2 separate regions of the Homo sapiens genome follow, and region 2 is linked to region 1. Evidence: chromatin loops called from intact Hi-C (ENCODE). Cell type or tissue: Calu3. All regions are shown on one strand. Links, peaks and the distances in the headings refer to the core of each region. The heading gives the core; the rest is flanking DNA. Region 1 holds the start of LOC124904186 (a long non-coding RNA gene). Region 2 has its middle 25 kb from the start of LINC01767.

Region 1 (9,971 bases), core at 1,972-9,971:
AGCAGCATGTGCATGTAAAGAAAACTACCTGAGACAGGAGGAAGGGACCTCAATCTATTATGAGAAAAAAAATCAATCAAATGACAGTAACCCAGATGACAGAATAAACAGACGAGGGCATTAAAACAGCTATTGAAAGGGTATTCTGTATGCTCAAGAAGCCAGAGGAAAGGTCAAACACGTTAAGTAGAGACATGAAAGATGTAAAAAGACCCAAATTGAACTATAACATCTGAGCTGAAAAACGAACTGTGTGGTTTAATGGCAAATCCAACCCTGAAAAAGACAGTGAATATGCAGATTATCCAAAACAAAACATAGAGAGAAGAAAAAACTCAAAAAAAAAAAAGAATGAATCATCACTAAGTTATGTGAGAAGACCATTTAGAGAATGGAAAAATAAACCACAGACTAGGAGAAAATATTTTCATAATTTATAAAGAATTCTCAAAACTCAGTAATGAAAAAAATCAAACCAGGCCAGGTGTGGTGGCTCACACCTGTAATCTCAGCACTTTGGAAGGCCGAAGTGGGTCAGCCCAAGATTCGAACCAGCCCGGGCAACATGGCAAAACCTTGCCTCTACAAAAAATACACAAATTAGCCGGCGTGGTGGCATGTGCCTGTAGTCCCAGCTACTTGGGAGGTGAAACTGGGAGGATGGCTTGATCCCACGTCGAGGCTGCAGTGAGCCATGACCACACCATTGCACTCTAGCCTGGGTGACAGAGAAAGACCCTGTCTCAAAAAATAAAAAATAAAATTATATTTGAACACTCTACCAAAAACAAGATATACGAATGGCAAATAAGCACATGCAAAGATGCTCAACATCGTTAGTCATTAGGAAAATGCAAATGAAAGCACAGTAAGATATGCTAATCACCTACTAGAATATCTAAATGTTTAAAGACTAACATACCAAGTGCCAGAGAAAATATGGAGCAAGTAGAGCTCTCATACATTGTTGGGAGAAGCATAAAATGTTACTATCAGTTTGGAAAACAGTTTGACATCTTTGTAAAGTTAAACACACCTCTGTCATGTGGCCCAGCCATTCTACTCCTAGGGATTTAACTAAGAGAACTGAAAGCGTATGTCCATACAAACACTATTGTTCCTAACAGCTTTATTTGTAATGCCTAAAAGTTAGACACAACTAAAATGTTCATCAGCAGGTAAATGGATCCGTGAATATGGTATATCCATATAATGAAATAGTATTCCAATAAAAAGAAGGAACTATTCATACATAGAATAACATGGTAAACCTCAAAATAATTATGCTGATTAAAAAGAGCAAAATTTAAAAAGAATATTTACTGTTTGATTTTGTTTATGTAAAATGCTAGAAATACAAAATAATCTACAGTAACAGAAGGCAGATCCATGGTTGCCTGAAGATGGAGATGGGGATGGGGATGGGGATGAGGATGGAGATGGATTTGGGGACAGGGATGGGGGTGAAAATGAGGACAGGCTGGGGAAGGGGATGGGGATGGAGATGTGAATGGGAGTGGGGATGGGAATGGGAGTGGGGATGCAAATGGAGATGCAAATGGGGATGGGGTGGAAATGTAGATGGGGATGGGAATGGAGATGAAAACGGGGATGTGGATGGGGATGGGAATGAGGTTGGAGGAAGCAAGTAGAGAAGGACAGGAGAGGACCATCAAGGGGTACAGGGAAGCATATGGGAGTGATGGATATGCTCCCTATTTTAATTATTTTTGATAGTTTCATAGGTGTGTATATACACGTATCATATTGTATGCTTTCAATATGTGCAGTTTATTGTACATGAAGAAGAAGGAAGAGGAGGCAGCAGGGGATCAGGAAGAAGAAGCAATAGTAGCTATGATGCTAAGAGTCGCTCTTCTGCGTCATCCAGAGGCAAGCAAATAGTGTCTTCTGCCTTCTTTATGGCTCTCAGCTCCAGGCTAAAATTAGAATAATAGATAAAGCAACTATAGAACAAGGCAGTTGTCCAGAATATTGATTTGGCAAACACTTTTCCAGTGCTTTCTGCTTGCCAGGCTCTCTACTAAGTGCTTTGCATTACTTATCTCACTTAATTCTCTTATCAGTCCTCTGTGGTAAGTACTATTACTATCCTCGTTTTACAGATGAGGAAATAGACCAAAAGTGTTAAGTGCCATGTCCAGGGTTATATGGCAAAGCCAAATTAAATAAAGTTATATAAAAGCAACTCATAGGGCCCAGGACAGAGCAGGCACTTTATAAATATGAGTTGAGACCACTCTACTTGGTATATGTCGGTGAAGGTGACCTTGTCCAGTGATTGAGAATGCAAACTCTGAAGTGGAACAACTTTGGTTCAAACCCATTCACCAGCTATGGGAACTTTGGCTTAGAATTTCACTTCCTGTGCTGTTTCTTCATTTGTAAAACAGGGCCTGATTTAAAGGTTTAATGGAGTAATATGTATAAAAAATATGGAATGATAGTTGATAGGCAATAAATTCTCAAAATATGGCACTTATCACATTAGTTGAGTCTTGGTTTGTGCAGCATTTGTTGATTGATTGATGAGAGAAAACACATAGCAATGTTGTACCATCCTCAATAAAATCCACTTGAGAACTCACCAAAATGGTAGTCATATTCTCATTTACTATGCTATTCAGAGCAAAAAAGAGATCTATCTTCCAAACAAAACCCATCATTTGTGTCCTAACAAATTTACTTCTCATCATCAATTCCTCTCTGGCCCTTCCTGGCCATCTCAGGACTCCCTCAACACCCTGTGAGTGAGCCTTAACCTGAGGTCACTTTCTCTTCCTGGACAGACTCCCATAAGCCAGTGCCTCTCTGCCTTCCACTTCTCTTCTTGAACATCCTCATCCTTGGGGCTCTTAAGCTCTCGGGATAAATGGTTCAGAGCCATCTGTGGTATGCTGTCCTCTTTGGACAGAGCTTGTAGCCTAACATTCTACTTTGCTCACTACACACCAGCCACATTAATGAGATGACTGTATTATTTTTCCATCCAGTAGAGATGCTTTAGGGAGTGCAAAATAGCCCTATTAATAAGGACTCTGGGTTTAAATGGGACTATCCCCAGAAAACAGCCTATATCCTGTTCATATGACCACCTTCACAGACCTTCTCTCCATTCTTGGTTTGTGCAAAACTCCTTTGCAACTTCATGCATGCTGCTTTACTTAAGCAAGACATCCTTCCTCTCCCCTTTAATTCCACCACCTATGACTCATCCCATTTCACTTTCAATGACACTTTCAGGCACAGGCCCTCACATCACCCTATATTCCTTTCTTATAGTACTTTTCATAAAACTGTTTCATAACTTATATAATGGCAAAGAACCCTAGCTTGGTGGCTCTTAGTACCAACCCTGTAACCTTTGACAAGTCACTTAATTATTTTCAGGCGCAGTGGCTCATGCTTATAATCCCAATGTTTTGGGGTACTGTGGTGGGAAGACTACTTGAGGCCAGGAGTTCAAGACCAGACTGAACAACATAGCAAGACCCCCACCTCTCCAATAAATAAATAAATAAATAAATAAATAAATAAATAAAAAGTTACTTAATTCTCTGGGCCTCAGATTACACATGTGTTAAATGGTGATGATAATAGTGCCTATTTTGTGGGGTAATTTTGAAGGGTAAATGGAAAAAAATTTCCATAAATCACTTAACACAGTCCTTTGGTAAGAAGAAAGCTCCTAACAAAGGTTTTTCTTGGGTTTGGTTGTTGTTATCACCATTGCATTTTCCAGTTTGCAGGGCCCTTTCACATTTGGTGTGTTCTTCCTGGTAAAGGACTAGGTTTGTCCTGTTAGAGAGTTGTCAAATGGACTCTGAGAAGTCAAGTGGCTTTACTCAGGTCACAGCTGGCAGGACCAGGGCCTGAATCCTAAATACTGATGCCACAGTGGGTTTCATTGCTGCTATTTTGACGTCCGTTCTAGCACTCAGTTCTACTGTTTCATAGAGTAGGGAGATGTTGCTGTGAAGGCTTCACTTTACTTCAACATGCCTATATGAAAGTTGGCTAAGTGCTCAGAAAAGAAGTAGCTTTTGAACAGAATGCATTTATAGCTAAAGGCTTCCACACTGGGAGTCAGTGTCAGAGAGATTAAATACCTAGTCTTGGGAATGACATCTGGCTTTAAATCAGCACTCCGCCACTAATCATCATGTGGCCCTGGGCAAGTCCCTTGATCTGTACAAGGCTCAGTTTCCTTGTATATAAAGTGGAGATTGCAATGGCACCTCTGTCTTCTAAAGCAGATTGCATAATACAGGCATGTAGCAATACTAAATAAATGTTAACTAGTATTCTGATCTAATTTTTAAGCTCCAGTTTGTGCCTACTGCTCTTGAAGTAAAGACCAAACTCCTTAATATGATCTACAAAGCTTGGATCTATCTAAGTGAACCTGTTTAGCCTAACATCCCACTTTGCTCACTACACACCAGCCACATTAATGAGATGACTATTATTTCTCCATCCAGTAGAGATGCTTTAGGGAATGCAAAAAAGCTCTATAATGAATACACTGGGTTTACAAAGGGACTATCCACAGAAAACAGGACCATATGGTCATGTTACACATTGACTTTCTCTCCGTTCTTGGTTTGTGCAAAACTCCATTGCAACTGCATGCATGCTGCTTTACTTAAGCAAAATGCCCTTCCTCTCCCCTTTAATTCCACCACCTATGACTCATCCCTCTAGTTTCATTTTCAATGACACTTTCAGCCATAGGCCCTCACAGCACCCTATATTCCTTTCTTATAATACTTTTTCATAACTTTTGTTTGAACAACTACTTCTCCATCAAGATTGATTTATATCTATCTCTCCCACTAGACTGTAAGCTTCATGAGCATAGACTATGACTGTCTTATTCATCATTATATCAAGTTTCTAGCAGTCACTGAATGAATGAATGAATGAATAAAATTATTATTATATATGACCTGCACAATAACTCTGTAAGATAAAGAAGTATTATCATCTCCATTTTATAGATGTAAAAATGAAAACAGAGAAGTTAAGCAACTTGCCCAAAGTGACACAGTGAGTGAAGTATTGAATACAAGGGACTCTGACCTAGAGTAAGACTCCCAGCTCAATACATTTTCTGCTACTCCATATTGTCTCTTAATATCCTATCTCCATGTCTTTTGGATCTGAAAAACTCAGCCTCTATTACCGACAGCTAATGAATACAAGAGAGATTTCTCTGAACACAGACAAGCCCTCTATCCCTTCTCTTTTAGTGGGGGCTGTTGGAAAGGAAGCTTACTTCAAGTAGATATAAGAAATAAACATTTTTGCCAGCTTGAATGCAGCCTAATCCAGTGGTTATTTAGATTAAAACCCCAGGGCAGTGTCCAGGCTGACCTCATCTCTATGTGGCAGAAGAGTGCCACCAGGTTCAGCCACACTCAGGAGCCTCAGCCCAGGAGAAGTACATAAGGAAATAGTTCAGAATCCCAGTGCTCCAGGGGAGCCTTGATGACTGAAACTTGAGAGGCCTCCTGAACTTGGAAGAGAGGTCAGGCCACCAAATGCTCCATTGTCCATTGAATGTTACATCCCATGCAATTCCAGATAACTCAATACTACAGTATTCTCTTACAACTGAGAGCATTATATTTTTCAAATGCTTCCATAAACAGCTTTGTTTTCCTTTTAACCTATCAACAACTAAAAAAAAATGTGGGAACAAGTAATGCAGTAAAAAATGGTTACGTGCATGGGATTTGGAGTCAGACAGGTTGAATCCCATTTCTGCTGCCTTCTAGCTATGGAACTTGAATAAGCCACTGAGCCCCTGTGAGCCTCCGTTTTCTCATGTGTAAAATAAAGATACTGTATTACATACAGAGACATCATAGAGTCAGTCAGGTGATGTATGTAAAATGCTTTTCTCAGAAGTTCAATATTAATAGTACTTAAGTCAGAATTTCTGGACTCTACTTTGTTGAGTGGGATTTCTTTACAGTGAGGCCCACCAGCAAATATCCACCTCCTAGTTCATCTCCATAGTTAAATAGCAGGCTGAGTAAATATTTGTGACATGAATCAATAAGCCAGTGAACCTTTGTCCCGTTATGGCACCAAGAAACCTTTCCCTCTCTCCTGGTTTGGGGCCTAAATGCTTCTGGAATAATGAGCTGTCATGGATTGATGAATCACAAAGCAGTGGACTTACAATGCCTTCCAAGCAATCAGGTTTAAAGAAAAATCCTTTAGGGCACATTGATGCGGGGTGAAAGAAAGCGAGGCTGGGTCCTGATGAATCCCACACGCAGCCTGACAGAGTGAATGGCAACCTCTTCAAATCGGTTCTTGGCGGAGGCACTCGGGGAGTTCTTACTTACCAGCCTCTCCAGACCTGTCTGTCTGTCCACCGCAGACTCTACCTCTGACTGGGGAGGCCTGAGTCAGGCGACCAGGGGATCCTGCTGATTGGAGTCAGCTCAATGACTCGTCAGCTGGAAAGAGGGGGATATTGAATTCATCAGTCATGTTGACAGGGGGCGTGGGGTGGAGAGTGCAGGGGAAAACCCAGTGTTGGGCAAAGCTGTGAAGAACACTGAGTTAGACTTGGGCACGATAACCCCTTGAACCAAATTAATGACCCACAGGCTCCCATTGTTTTGTTTCAAATTGTACTGAATGATGGATAATAAATGTTAGCCCTTGGGTCTCACTCAAATATCTAAGAAAACAGTAGGCAATTTCTTAAATTTTTTTTTCCGAGTGTTTTCATGTATCTTTAAATGTTATACAACATTTATATTTCAGTAATTGGACACGCTGATACTACCTGGGATGGTAGCAGCCAATTGGGATTTTTTTTTCTTTTCTTTTCTTTTTTTTTTTTTTTTTTTTGAGACAGAGTCTCACTGTCACCCAGGCTGGAGCACAGTGGTGCGATCTCGGCTCACTGCAACCTCCACCCCTCAGGTTCAAAGATTCTCATGCCTCAGCCTCCTGAGTAGCTGGGATTACAGGCATGCACCATCACACCCAGCTAATTTTTGTATTTTAAGTAGAGACGGGGTTTTGTCATGTTGGCCAGGCTGGTCTTGAACTCCTGACCTCAAGTGATTTATCTGCTTTGGACTCCCAAAGTGGTGGGATTACAGGCATGAGCCACGGCACTTGGTCAACAAATTGGGATTTATTAAACACCTATTTTGTACCATGTGAATATATATATATCTGTTATTTTACTCATTTCTCTGAGAGGGGTGCCTACATAATTCCCAAATTATAGATAAGAAAACAGGGAAAGACAGGTGACTAATTTGCAGAGTCACTTTACAAGACAGTGACAGAGGCTGAACACAGTGGCTCACACCTGTAATCCCAGCATTTTGGGAGGCCCAGGCAGGAGGATTGGTTGAGACCAGAAATTTGAGACCAGCCTGAGAAACACCAAGGCCCCATCTCTACAAAAAATAACAATTAAAAAATGAGCCAGGTGTGGTGGCAGATGTCTGTAATCCCAGCTACTTGGGAGGCTGATGCAGGAAGATCACTTGAGTCCAGGAGTTGAAGGATGCAGTGAGCTATGAATGCGCCATTGCACTCCAGCTTCGGTGACAGAGAAGGACCCTGTCTCTGAAAAAAAAAAAAAAAAAAAAAAAAAACAGTGACAGAACCAGAATTTTAACTCAAAGCTATGCAACTCTAAAGTGTATCAGTCCATGCCCTGCCCCTTTTGCCTCTGCTCCAAGAATCAGTAGCAGGGGTTGGTTTGGCCCATTGCTCACCAGTTGATAGCATGTACATGTGTTTCACTGGTTAAGTTTTGAAGTGAATTGTTTCTCCCAACAGCCTTGTTAAGTGACCAAGCTAAATTTGAGGTCAAGTGTCTTTGGAGTCAAGAGAAGCTCTAGTCCAGCTGGTCTCTGTAAGAGTCCCTCCTAGAACTTCCTCCCCGACTGGTCTACTCCAGGAGCCACCAAGATGCACCTTTTTCCAGATATTCAGAGCCAGAACAGTCCTTGAAATTCTTCTTTTTCAGATTGCTGGGGCTGTCCTAATTAGCACAATGGTAATTGTTGGGAGGGGAGTTTGACAGTTGGCCCAGGGACCTGGGCCAAGGCCCCCTCTGGCTATGATGTTCTGAGATTATGTGAATTGAAGGGTTCCCTCTGGTTCAGAATCCATATTCCACACTCTGCTCTCTCAGCCTGGCTTCCATGTCCAGAGATTATATGCTAGCTTTAGTACTTTTAGGCTAATGATACTGAATCACAGGTTTGGAAGGGACTTTAGGACTGTCAGGTCCAATCTACAATTCAATAGTTGGATCTCATCTGCAATATCCCTGCCAATTGGTTTCCCCTCTGCTTACCCTTCTCCAGCAATGAGGAGCTCATTACCTCATTCCTTCTTTGGATAATGTGGCTGTTAGAAAGTTCTTTCTTTGCTTTAAGTTGTTTCAGGCAGAAGGGACAACATGAGCAAAGACGTGGAGGAGAAAACAGCTTGCGTCACTCAATGAGGATTTGGAATCAGAAGACTAGGGTCAAGACCCACATCTCCTACTTCTTAGCTGGTGACCTTGGATAGGAATTTAACCCTCGTGAACTTAAGTATTTCTTTTCTTAGCTATGAAATAGGGTTAATACCTGCCCTATCTACCCCCAGGACTTGCTGTGAGGATCAAATGAGAAAATGAATAGCTACTTTCAGAGAAAAAGGGTGTGTACATTTGTAACAGGATAGTTATTATCATTGACAGTTTTTTTGTTTGTTTGTTTGTTTGTTTTTGAGACAGAGTCTCACTCTTTCATCCAGGCTGGAATGCAGCAATGTGATCTCAGCTCATTGCAACCTCTGCCTCCTAGGTTCAAGTGATTCTCATGCCTCAGCCTCCTGAGTAGCTAGGATTACAGGCATGAGCCACCATGCCTGGCTAATTTTTGTATTTTAGAGATGGGTTTTACCATGTTGGCTAGGCTGGTCTCAAACTCCTGACCTCAGGTGATCTGCCCACCTCAGCTTCCCAAAGTGCTGGGATTACAGGCATGAGCCACAGCACCCGACCATCACTGATAATCTTTTATCCAACTTTTTCCACTTTGAATAAGAAAGGAACCAAAGCAGTTGTCTTTGATTTGTTTTGCTACTATTTGCAAGGCAAGAGGTTTGACACTTGCCATAAAATGCAGAAGTAGCACTTGCCCAAATTTTGTCCTTTAGTGGACTCAATATATTTTCAGACAGCATCATGAAATGGTATCTCACTCATGCCCAAATCTCCTTCCCAATTCAGGCACATTGTTTGGGTCTCCCTGGGGAAAGGGCCGACACTTGTGCTCATTTGCACCCAAGCTGCTGAGGGCTTGCACTGACAGAAACAGATGTCAGCAGGGTGAAACCAACACATTAATTTTGCCTGATGACCTAAGCCAGATGTGGATAGAAGTCTCCAGAGGTAAGAAAGAGGGCGAGAAAAGATTATGGCCTCTCCCTGCTGTACCACAATCCATTCCGATTTTTCAAGATTATCTTTCAGCCATCAGCCCCAAAACTGACTAAATATCTCATGCAGCCTTTCTGAGCCAGCATCCCCAGGCTCTCCAGATTTGACCATCTCTGAATAATTGTGAGTATCACCTTTCAGGAAAGACCTCCCTGACCATTTCAAATGCCACAGTTCTTGATCTAGATGATATATCATTTCATTCTCAAAATAGTCCTCTGTGGTAAGTTTTATCATTTCCTTTATTTAGATGTGGAAAGTGAAGCTAAGAAAGGTGAAAGTGCTTATTTAAGTTCACAAGGATAGCAGAACCAAAGCTAAAACTAAAGTCTTTTAACTTTAAAAGAAAAAAAGAATTATTAAAGACAACTTATCATAAATGTATGTTTCAACAAAGATGCCAACATTAATTAAATTCCTTCTCTGTTCAAGACTCTACATGAAATACTGGAAACGAGATGAGGGTATA
Region 2 (9,971 bases), core at 1,370-9,369, 58 kb after region 1:
CATAAAATGGAGGGTAATAATTTATCTAGTAGGATGGCAGACAGATTAGATGGGATGGCCTGTGTAAATCATCTTGCATACTTTGTAGGCTATCCTTCTCCCAGAGGAGCTTCCAACACAACTGCAGGTCATGATCAGTGCTAGGGTGAAATCACCATTGCAACCCCTTATGTAATAAGAGCTGCCATATATGAGGTGCCTTCTTTGAGCCAGTTCCTGGACTAAGCTTTTACCTTCTCTCTACCATTTATTCCCATGGCAAATCTACAAAATAGGCATTATTATTTCTACTTTTACAGATACAGTAACTGAAGTTTGGAAAGATTGGAGAATCTAGAGTGGTTAAATGTATACAAACGAGTTTATCATATAATAAGCACATAAGTGTTCCATCCAAAATTCTGCCTCTGACAAGGAATTTAGGAGCTGGTGGCCTGCTGAGCCTCATTAGAACCCATCTATCCCTATAGACCAAATTTTTAAAAGGCTAAGAAGAAATGAAGGAGACATAAGAACAGAATGAGGCTCCCCTTTCATAAATTGAGCCTATGAAGAGAGCTGCCCTTGAAACTTTAATTTTTCAATAATGGAAGTCAATAATAGAAGTGTTGAGATCAGTCCGACATGAACTTTTTTTTATCACTTTTTTGGAGAATATCTACTAGATTACACAGATCTTCTTCAAAGAAGTCACGATGACTATGAGCACACACATGAGATTTATCTTGTGTTTGTCCTTCCAGATCTAGCCAAGTTGCCCTCTGCCAGTCAGAAGCACATGATAACAAATAGAGTCAGGTTTGAAAAAAGACACAGAAATAACTGTGGCCAACTGTGTGGCTTGGTTCAGATTCCATAAGGACTCCCATAGGACCTTGAAGATGTGACCCAAGGTCTCAAGTCTCTTAAGCAATTCTGAATAAGGAAGTGCAAACAACTACAAGATCAAAGGCATTTGAGCTGTGAGAGAGAGTGACAGGGAAATGGAAGGAAGGAAGAGCAAGAAATTCATGGTTAAGAGAAGAAAGCTCAAAAGAGACACTATTATATAGAGGTGTATGTGTGTTATATTTTCTATACAAAGAGGGAGAGAGTATACAATGAAATGTTAAAGGATTGTCTGAATGGTGGAAATATGGCTGATTTTTATTTCTTTGTCCTTATTTTTATTTTTTTCTGCAATGAACATACTTTATTTGTGTAATAAAAAGGAAAAAGAAGATATTAACCAGAGGATGGCAAGACTCACCACTTTCTGGACAGCACTGAAACAGGTTCCAAGTATTCTACCAATGACTCCTGCCTCCCCTCTGTTTGTTTAGGCTGGGGGTGGCCTTTCTTCCAGTTTTCTAGGCTCAAAAATCTCCTGGTCTGCAAGTTTACCCCCTCTTTGCCCCGTTATGTACTTCATTTATCCTAACATGCAAATGTTTGTTTTGAAAAAATTACACTCACCAAAAAGTTTTTTAAATCATGAAAGAGGGACCTCATGTGAGAGAAAATGATCAATCCCAATAATAAGTAAAAAGATGCAAATTAAAATTCACACAGTCTACCATATTTCCCTAATAAATTTAACAAAAAAATAAAAATAAAAACACACAATGCTGGCAAGGATGTAATTAAATTCATAGCCTCCTGCGTTGTTCAGGATACTATAAATGTGTTCAACCCTGTGGGAAAAGCAAATTGGCAATATGAATGAAGAGCCATGAAATTGGCCACTCTATTTCATTCAGTAATTCAACCTCAGGAAATGCATCTTTAAAACATAATAAGAGTTGCTGTCAAAGATTTCTGTCCCAAGATGTTCATATTAGCAGAAAAAAATAGTTCTAATATACCCACTTAATGAAATATTAAACCACCATTTAAAACTATAGTCATGAAGACAAGAAGCAATATGCTCCTGATATATATAAATGCACACCATGATTGTAATTACATATAAGTAGAGAGTAAAATAATCTAAAACACTCTCAAAGAAAACGCACCAACATAAATTGAATATAAGAGAACCGTAGAGATGGAAATCTTTTTTGAATTTTCTATAATGAGAGCATGTTTCTTTAAGGACTTTTTAAATCCATTTTAAAAGTAAATTGAGGTAGATGCATGCATTCTTTGCACGCACCTTCACCTGGCTGTGCCTCAGTTTCCTTACTTCCAGATACACATAAGAGCAGCTTCCACCTCAGGTGTGATGTGAGTACTGGACAAGTTAATTCATCTGATGTGTTAAATGAGCTCAGGCTTTAAAGCATTTAGAACAATGCCTGGCACATAGGAAATACTCAGTAAATGTTGATGGTTGTTGTTTCATGCCCTGTCCCTACCTTTCCCCTTCATTCTTCTACTATATCACAAGAATTTCTCTTCTCATGTATGTCCTTTAAGTACCCCCAACCTGGTCTGCCTCCAGACTCTGATTTATTACCTATCTTGACCACAATTTTCTAAAACAAATGAACAAACGAAAGTAAACACAAAAATTATTTCTTTATGTCTCACAAACCACCAACCTTTCCCAGTTTGGGGACACTATTCATACTCCTTTATGCTTCATGACTGGTGCTAAGCTTCCTTATAGACTTTGCATCACAAAGCCCCTTTTATGGTTGAAGAGCAAGTACTAATTTATCTTGAACACCTAAAATCATCTGGGAATGGGCCAACTATGCTGTTGACATGCATAGTGACATTTAATCCTTGCAACCACCTTGCAGTAGCTAAGTATTATGCTTATTTTAAAGAAGAGGAAACAAGCTGAGATAAATAATTTGCCCAAAGTCATATAGCTAGTAAATTACCAAATGGAGATTTGGATCCTATCCACCCCACACAAACCACCCCTGGGCCTGTCTCCTTCCCACTTCCTGCTCACTGGCTTGCCTCATGAATACACCTTCCAGCTTAGGACTTCAAACTCATCATTCAACAAACATACCATGCTTCATGCAAGGCCCACTTAGGTTATTGCCTCCTTCTGGAATGGCCTAAGCAAACACACACACACACATACACACATCTTTCCCCTCTACACACATGAGCATGCATGCACACACACACATACACACACACATATTTAATTATTAACCTCTCTTCTGAACACTGTTCCTCCTTCTAAGACAATTTATTTATTTTAAAATTAGCTTTATGACATAATTTAACGCAATAAAATTCACCAATTTTATGTACAATTCAATGAGTTTTGACAAATATGTACAATAATGTAACCACCAACACAAACAAGATATAGCACACTTTCCTCTCCCCCAAAAGTAACATCGATACTCTCTTACAGTGAATTCCCTACCATAGCCAGTCCCAGGCAACCATTCACCAATTTCAGCTGCTATGGTTTTGCCTTTTCCAGAAGTTCATCATTATTAGAATAATTTTGTGTCTGGTTGCCTTCCCTTAGCATCAGGTTTTTGTGATTCATCAATGCTGTTACAAGTATCAGCAGTTCCTTCCTTTTTATCACATTAAAATTGTTATCCAATTGTTCCAGCACCATTTAATTAAAAGGCCATCTTTCCCATTGTATGGATGCACTGAAATGTATTTAACCAATCACCAGGTGATGAGCATTTGGATTGTTTCCACTTTTGAGCTATTGTGAGTAAAACTGCCATGAGCACTCATATACAGATATTATTTTATTTTTCTATGCTTTCATTTTTCTCTTGAGTAAAAGCTCAGGACTGGGATTGCTAGGTCCTATGGTAAGTGTATGTTTAATTCTCAAAGAAACTGACAAATAGGTTCCAAAGTGCTGTACCATTCTCCATTAGCACTAGCAATGCATGGAAATTCCAGGTTCCACTTCTCTGCCAACCCTTGGTATTATTTGTCTTTTTATTTTTAACCACGCTAGGGTGCAATGGTATCTCATTGTGTTTTATTTTATTTTTTATTTGTATAAATTTATGGGGTACAAGTGTAATTTTGTTACATGCATAGATCATGTAGTGGTCAAGTCAGGGCCTTTAGGCTATTCATCACTCCAGTAACATAGATTGTACATTTCTTTGTCTGTTCTCACGCTGCTAATAAAAACATACCCAAGACTGGGTAATTTATAAAGGAAAGAGGTTTAATTGACTCACAGTTCCACATGGCTGGGGAGGCCTCACAATCACGGCGGAAGGCAAAGGAGGAGCAAAGTCACATCTTACATGGTGGCAGGCAAGAGGGCATATGCAGGGGAACTCCCCTTATAAAACCATCAGATCTTGTGAGACTTATTCACTACCATGAGAACAGCATGGGGAAAACCAACCCCATGATTCAATTACCTCCCACCAGGTCCCTCCCATGACATGTGGGGATTATTACAATTCAAGGTAAGATTTGAGGGCGGACACAGAGCCAAACCATATCAGTACCCATTAAGTAATTTCTCATTATCCACCCTCCTCCCACCTTCAGACCTTTCCCAGTCTCCAATGTCCATCATTCCACACTCTATGTCCATGTGTCTATATTATTTATCTCCTACTTACAAATGAGAACATGTGGTATTTGTCTTTCTGTGTCTGATTTGTTTCACTTAAGATAATGGCCTCCAGTTCCATCTGTGTTGTTGCAAAAGACATAATTTTATTCATTTTTATGGTTGAATAGTGTTCTACTGTGTATATATACCACATTTTCTTTATCCAATCATGCATTGGTGGATACTTAGGTTGATTCCATATATTTGCTATTGTGAACAGTGCTGCCATAAACATATGAGTACAGGAATCTCTAAGACAATTTAAACCCTTCCTCTTGCATGACCTCTTTCATCAAATTCCCACTATTTTAATAGATGGTTTACCTGCACACTTGCATCACACTTTTGGGGTTTTATTTGTGCACAACAGTACAATACAATAGGATGGTCACAAGGTTGACACTCAGTATTCAAGTCTCCATTCCACTATTTGCTGAAAGAATTTAAGAAAGTCCTTTCTGAGTCTCAAGTTCTTCACCTTAACAAAAAAGTAAATAATAATACTTAATGCCAGGGCAATCATGAGAGTTAATATGCAGATATGTGAGAACATATTTTTCATACTAGAAGGCTGAGAAAAGATTAGTTATTGTTATTAATATCAGTTACTATGAATTATCCAAACATTAAATTATTACTAACTTCCAGGCATTGAGCCCTTGAACTAAAAATTTCTGTTTGAATATGTATTCAAATATTTTTGAATGAGTCAATGCAGGTACTGAGATTCCTGAGTGGCTTGAAAGGCCAGCCAAGAGGTGACAGGCATGGTTCCACATTCAGGAAACTTGCAATCCCGCAGCTAAAACTCAGAGGTGCCCTAAGGAGAGTCAAACTCCCAGGAGAAAACAGGGAGGGTGGAGGGGAAGCATTTTATGGGAGTGAGAGTGGGCCCACAACCTCACTAAACCTGTTGTCCCAGATATGTGACTTCTTCCCTTGGGGCCCCAGTCTCTTCCTGTATAACCTGGTATTAATGACCAGGAAGTCCTCTAAGTACTCCCATTACCACCCCAAGCCTAGCAAAGTCTCCGGCACACAGTAGGTATCCAATAAATATTTGTTGAATAAATGAACTCTGATATTCTAGGATGCAATTTAAGATTAGATCCAGATATGTGGAGAGGAGAGAAAGAAAAGTTCTTCTGGAGAGGAAAAGGCCCACCAGCTTTAGGCTTTCAGGAAATGATTCTTGGTACAGGGGTAAGGGATAATCCTTTTCCCCTTTCCCACCGGATCCAGCCCAGGTTTTCTCTGAGACCCTGACTTTCTTAGGCAGGGAATGTTTAATTATTTGTCTGTGAGTCCGTACCCCAGCTGGATAGAGTTAATAAACCAGCCAGGTCTTTATCTTAACAAGAAGTCTTAGAATCAAATTCTCCCCTCATTAAAGGCCCAGAAATCTCCCTGACAGCAGTGGGAGTTTTGCAGGCAGCCTGAAAGTGGAATTTAGTCTCCTAGTGAATTCCTCCATGGGCACAAGCCTAGAGAAGTGGGAAGAATTATATCATTGGAAGGGAAGGAAGGAAAGAAGGGAGGGAGGGAGGAAGGAAGGAAGGGAGGGAGGGAGGGAGGGGAAAAAAGGAGGCAGGAAGAAAAGAAAAGAGGACAAGCCCACCCCCTTTTCCTTAAAACCCTAGCCTAGCACAGTGCCAGGTACCCTGGAAATGTCAGAAAATATGCCTGGATGTTGTGTAAACACGTCTCCTTAGAGCTTGAGGAAGACACTACACCCTGGAGTGTGAGTTGAATGGAGCTGACTGAGTGGCCAATTGTTTTGTTCTTTTATTTTTTTTAATTTACAAATAATAATTGCAAATATGTATGGCATACAGTGTGAAGTTTGATACATTTTTACATTGTAGAATGATCAAATCAGGCTAGTTAACGTATCCATCACCTCACATACTTACCCTTTCTTTGTGGTGAGAACATTTAAAATCTACTCCTTTTTAGCATGCCGCGTTATTCACAAAAGCCAAGATACGGAAACAACCTAAGTGGCCATCAATAAATAAATGGATGAAGAAAGTGTGGTATATGTACACAATGGTAAACTATTCAGCCTTAAAACAAAACAAAACAAAACAAAACAAAAAGAAGGAAATCCTGTCGTTTTCGAAAACGCAGATGAACCTGGAAGTCATCGTGCTAAGTGTACTATTCTTTACCTTAGTTACAGCTCCTGGGGCTTGCAGGGACCCAGTGAGATATCTCTGGGGTCAGGAGACTGCTGAGGCTGATTGGGTCCCAGGCACAGGCCAAACCAAAGCGACCAGAATTCAGGGTTGAGAGGAAACCCCAGTGGTGGCAAACAAAATAAAGATGATTTTCAGGGTCAAAGGGCAGGGCAAGTCCAGAAATTGAAACGGAAGCAATGGATTTGAAAGCAGCGTGAAACAAAAGTAGTATGGAAAATAGCACCGAATGGGTCATACCAAGTAGCTCAGATCCAACCCATGAAACGGAAGCAAACAGTGAGTTTCCCCTTTAAAGCAGTGCTGGGGACAGGACTAGGCTTAGGGAGACCGCAGGGGAGATGCTTAGCGTGTTTCCGAAATGTACCTTTAATTATTAAGTGAGACCCGTGCACCAGCCTATGAGCCAGGGCTCAAAAAAGATTACTTCACTATAAGCGCTAGGGAAAAGGGCAAAGCAAACCAGTAGTATTTTTCATCTTATATAACGCAGTCCCTAGTCAGCCTTAACTACAAGAGAAATACGGTTTAGGTGTTCCCTTCTGTCATTCATGCTTGCTGGAAAAGGAATCTTTGGTGTTTCTGAAAAATTGGACACAGCTAAGGAAGCTGTGCACTGGCCAGAAGACACATTGTGCCAGGGAATGCTGAAAAGGTGGGACTGTGACCATCAGCAGACGGTTTGGGGCCTGGGGGTGTCTTGGGTCTGGGTGAGCTCTCTTAGCCCCTTCCTCTGGCTCTTTCACTTCTAAGACAATGTTGCGGGGAGATGGCTGTGGCTACATCCTTGTCTGTGCTCCTCTCTCAAGCCTTGCATCTTCATTATCTGACGGCCGCAGGGAAGGTGTTCTGGCTAAACCAGAAGTTTTTGGTCCAGCTCTTGCTCTTGCTCCCTTGCCTGCCAGGCTATAGGGAAATTGGGAAAATAAAGCAGCCACAGTCATGCTTGTATCTGGGTGTTCCACGAGTCCTTGGGGAAATGGTACCGTGAGAATACAACGTAGACTTAGAAAAGCACTTCTCAGTTTGCAAAGTTCTTCTATCTATCTATCTTAGTGAGAAGGAAGCTCTCTACACTTAGCAAGTGAGCCAACTAAAGCCCTCCAACATGCCCCTCCAGGCTCATTAGAGACTACACTCCCCTAGCACACACTAGGGACCAGCTATAGTAACTTTCCCCTGTTCCTTGAGCACTCCAAACTCATGCCTCCTCAAGGCCTTGGCAGCTCCTGTTCCCCACTCCTGGAAAGTGCTTCCCTCGGCTATTCACATGCTAGCTCCTTCTTTTCCCTCAAGTCTCAGCTCAAATGTCATCTTCTCAGAAAGCCTTCCGTGTTCACTCTCAATCAAGTAACCCCACTTCCTTCAGAATAAAAAGCACTAAAATTCAAAGCCAGACCATTCTTCTTGTGAAGGAATGGGAGGGCCATTGGGAAAGAACCCAATGGTGAGATCCAATGGGAAAACTTTTTAGTCGTTTTTAACCTTATAAAGTAAGAGTGAATTTCCCAGTTACACGGTCACAAAAATTTGAAAACTGATCATCTATAATTGCCTAAATTAGCACTGGGCGCCACCTTGATGGATAAGTGAGTCCCACTTCTGAATGGCATGAGGGCAGTAGTGTGTGCATCCCCTGGATGCTCCTACCTAATGGCATAGGGTGCTGACAGAGAGGCGGCAGATAGCATGAAGCTAGTGGAGGAGGCTTGTGAGGAATGTTCTGATTAATTCTTGCAAGAACACTTTGTCTGAGACCAAGAATTCTGTGATGAGTTAGGTGGGAGAACTTTTAGGCTGTTGCCTGAAGAACGTGGTTTTAGTATTCTAAGGGTGGTGGTTGTAATCCGGAATCCTCTCCCACATAGCCAGGGTGGAGAGCAAGCAAAGGGAGACTCTTTGTCTCAGCATTTATCCTACATACTTGCATTTATCACAAAACATCCACGTTCAGTGGTGAACTCCTACCTCCTGGCCACCCATACAGGTCCTCCATGCCGTGCCTTTTACATGTGTGCACAAAAGAGAGAGCCCATCAGGTCCCTAGAAAGAGCTAACAGCTGAAGAGAGGAACATGCACTGGATTGAGAGTCAGAGGACTGGGCTTGGATTCTAAATCCACACCTTCCTCGCTGAGTTATTTAAGCAAACCATGTTAGCCCTCTGAGCATCACTTTCCTCACCTATAGAACAAGGGCTTGAATCTAACCTTAATCTGCAATTCTAGATTGCTCAAAGAACAAATGAGATAATATACTCAAAAGTCCAAGGTAATCTGTAAAGAACTACACCAATATGGGATTCAAAAAACAATTCTACTTAATAAAAAAAAAGAGTGCCAAAGAGTTTCTGAAGATACACAAATAATCTCTTTCCTTTAAGAGCCCCTGGCGATTTGGTAGCACTGTATGATAATCAGTAGCAGCATCAATTTTACAAAAAGACTCACACTGGGATACCTGTGAATAAGAGACCTCCTCGAAGTTTTGAGAATGATTTGGTTTGGAAATATTCAGAAGCTCTATTCACCCTATATCCCTAGATGCATCAATTGAGCATGGTTCTATCGTTATAAGTGTATTCTTTGTTTGTCCTTTTATTTGATAGTTGGCCTTCTGCCTTCCTTCCACCTCCCCAACCATCTGGGAGCTGTATTTGTTAGAAAGTTATGACTCTTCAATCAGTAACTACCACTTATTGACTTTCTAGAAGGTGCTGAGCAAAGTACTAGCAGTTTTCATTCGTTATAGCTTATCCTTGCAATGACCTAGAAGGTGAGTACTACATGTATCTCCATTTTACATAAAAGGACACTTGTCTCAGAGAAGTTAAGTGACTTTGCCAGGGTCACACAGTGCTGAAGTGACACAGCAGGCTATTTTGGCTCCTAAGCCCTCATTTTATCCACTGCCTGGGAAAGACAGCAGGGTTTCCTACCAACACAGTGTCTTCTGCTTCCTCTACCATAGACTTGTTCATGAAGTGCTATCATACTCTCCCACCCATCCCCGGCTCCTCTTTGCCAGTGGCTCCAGGCCCAGACCCATGCAGCCTTCCACGCAGCCCGTTCTGACTTCCTCTGAAGTCAGCCATCCAAGTAAAGTTCACTTGAAGCAGAACCGCAGGAGTTTCCACTCCGCAGAGGACTCCAGTCTTGCCAAGTTCTCCACCAGCCAGGCTCCTGGAGGTGGGCCTCGTGCATTCCCATTGCATAAGTGTTATTCCAGCTAGTTCCTGGAATTGGAAACATGGCAAACCATTCACCTGGTGGG

Evidence for each region. Hi-C counts contacts between places; a loop is a spot of excess contacts. Peaks named below come from ENCODE experiments on the same cell type or tissue, not always from the same donor. Only the 100,000 strongest peaks of a DNase experiment are listed, where the experiment ranks them.
Region 2: a loop joins it to region 1, with 3 times the contacts of the local background. A loop is called at or near these places in 5 of 110 quality-filtered maps.

What each region holds. Positions count from the first base shown.
Region 1 is chr1:56,325,913-56,335,883 of GRCh38, forward strand. It overlaps LOC124904186 (a long non-coding RNA gene), which reads right to left and starts at 6,404. Exons shown (of 4, transcript XR_007066107.1): 1 at 1-6,404. RefSeq lists an enhancer at 6,501-6,560. In Calu3, for the core only: no CTCF peak of the experiment used is centred there; DNase peaks (open chromatin) are centred at 5,449 and 6,469.
Region 2 is chr1:56,384,657-56,394,627 of GRCh38, forward strand. No RefSeq gene overlaps it. Among named protein-coding and RNA genes, the nearest start is that of LINC01767, 25 kb to the right of the region's middle. In Calu3, for the core only: no CTCF peak of the experiment used is centred there; DNase peaks (open chromatin) are centred at 2,775, 5,355 and 5,735.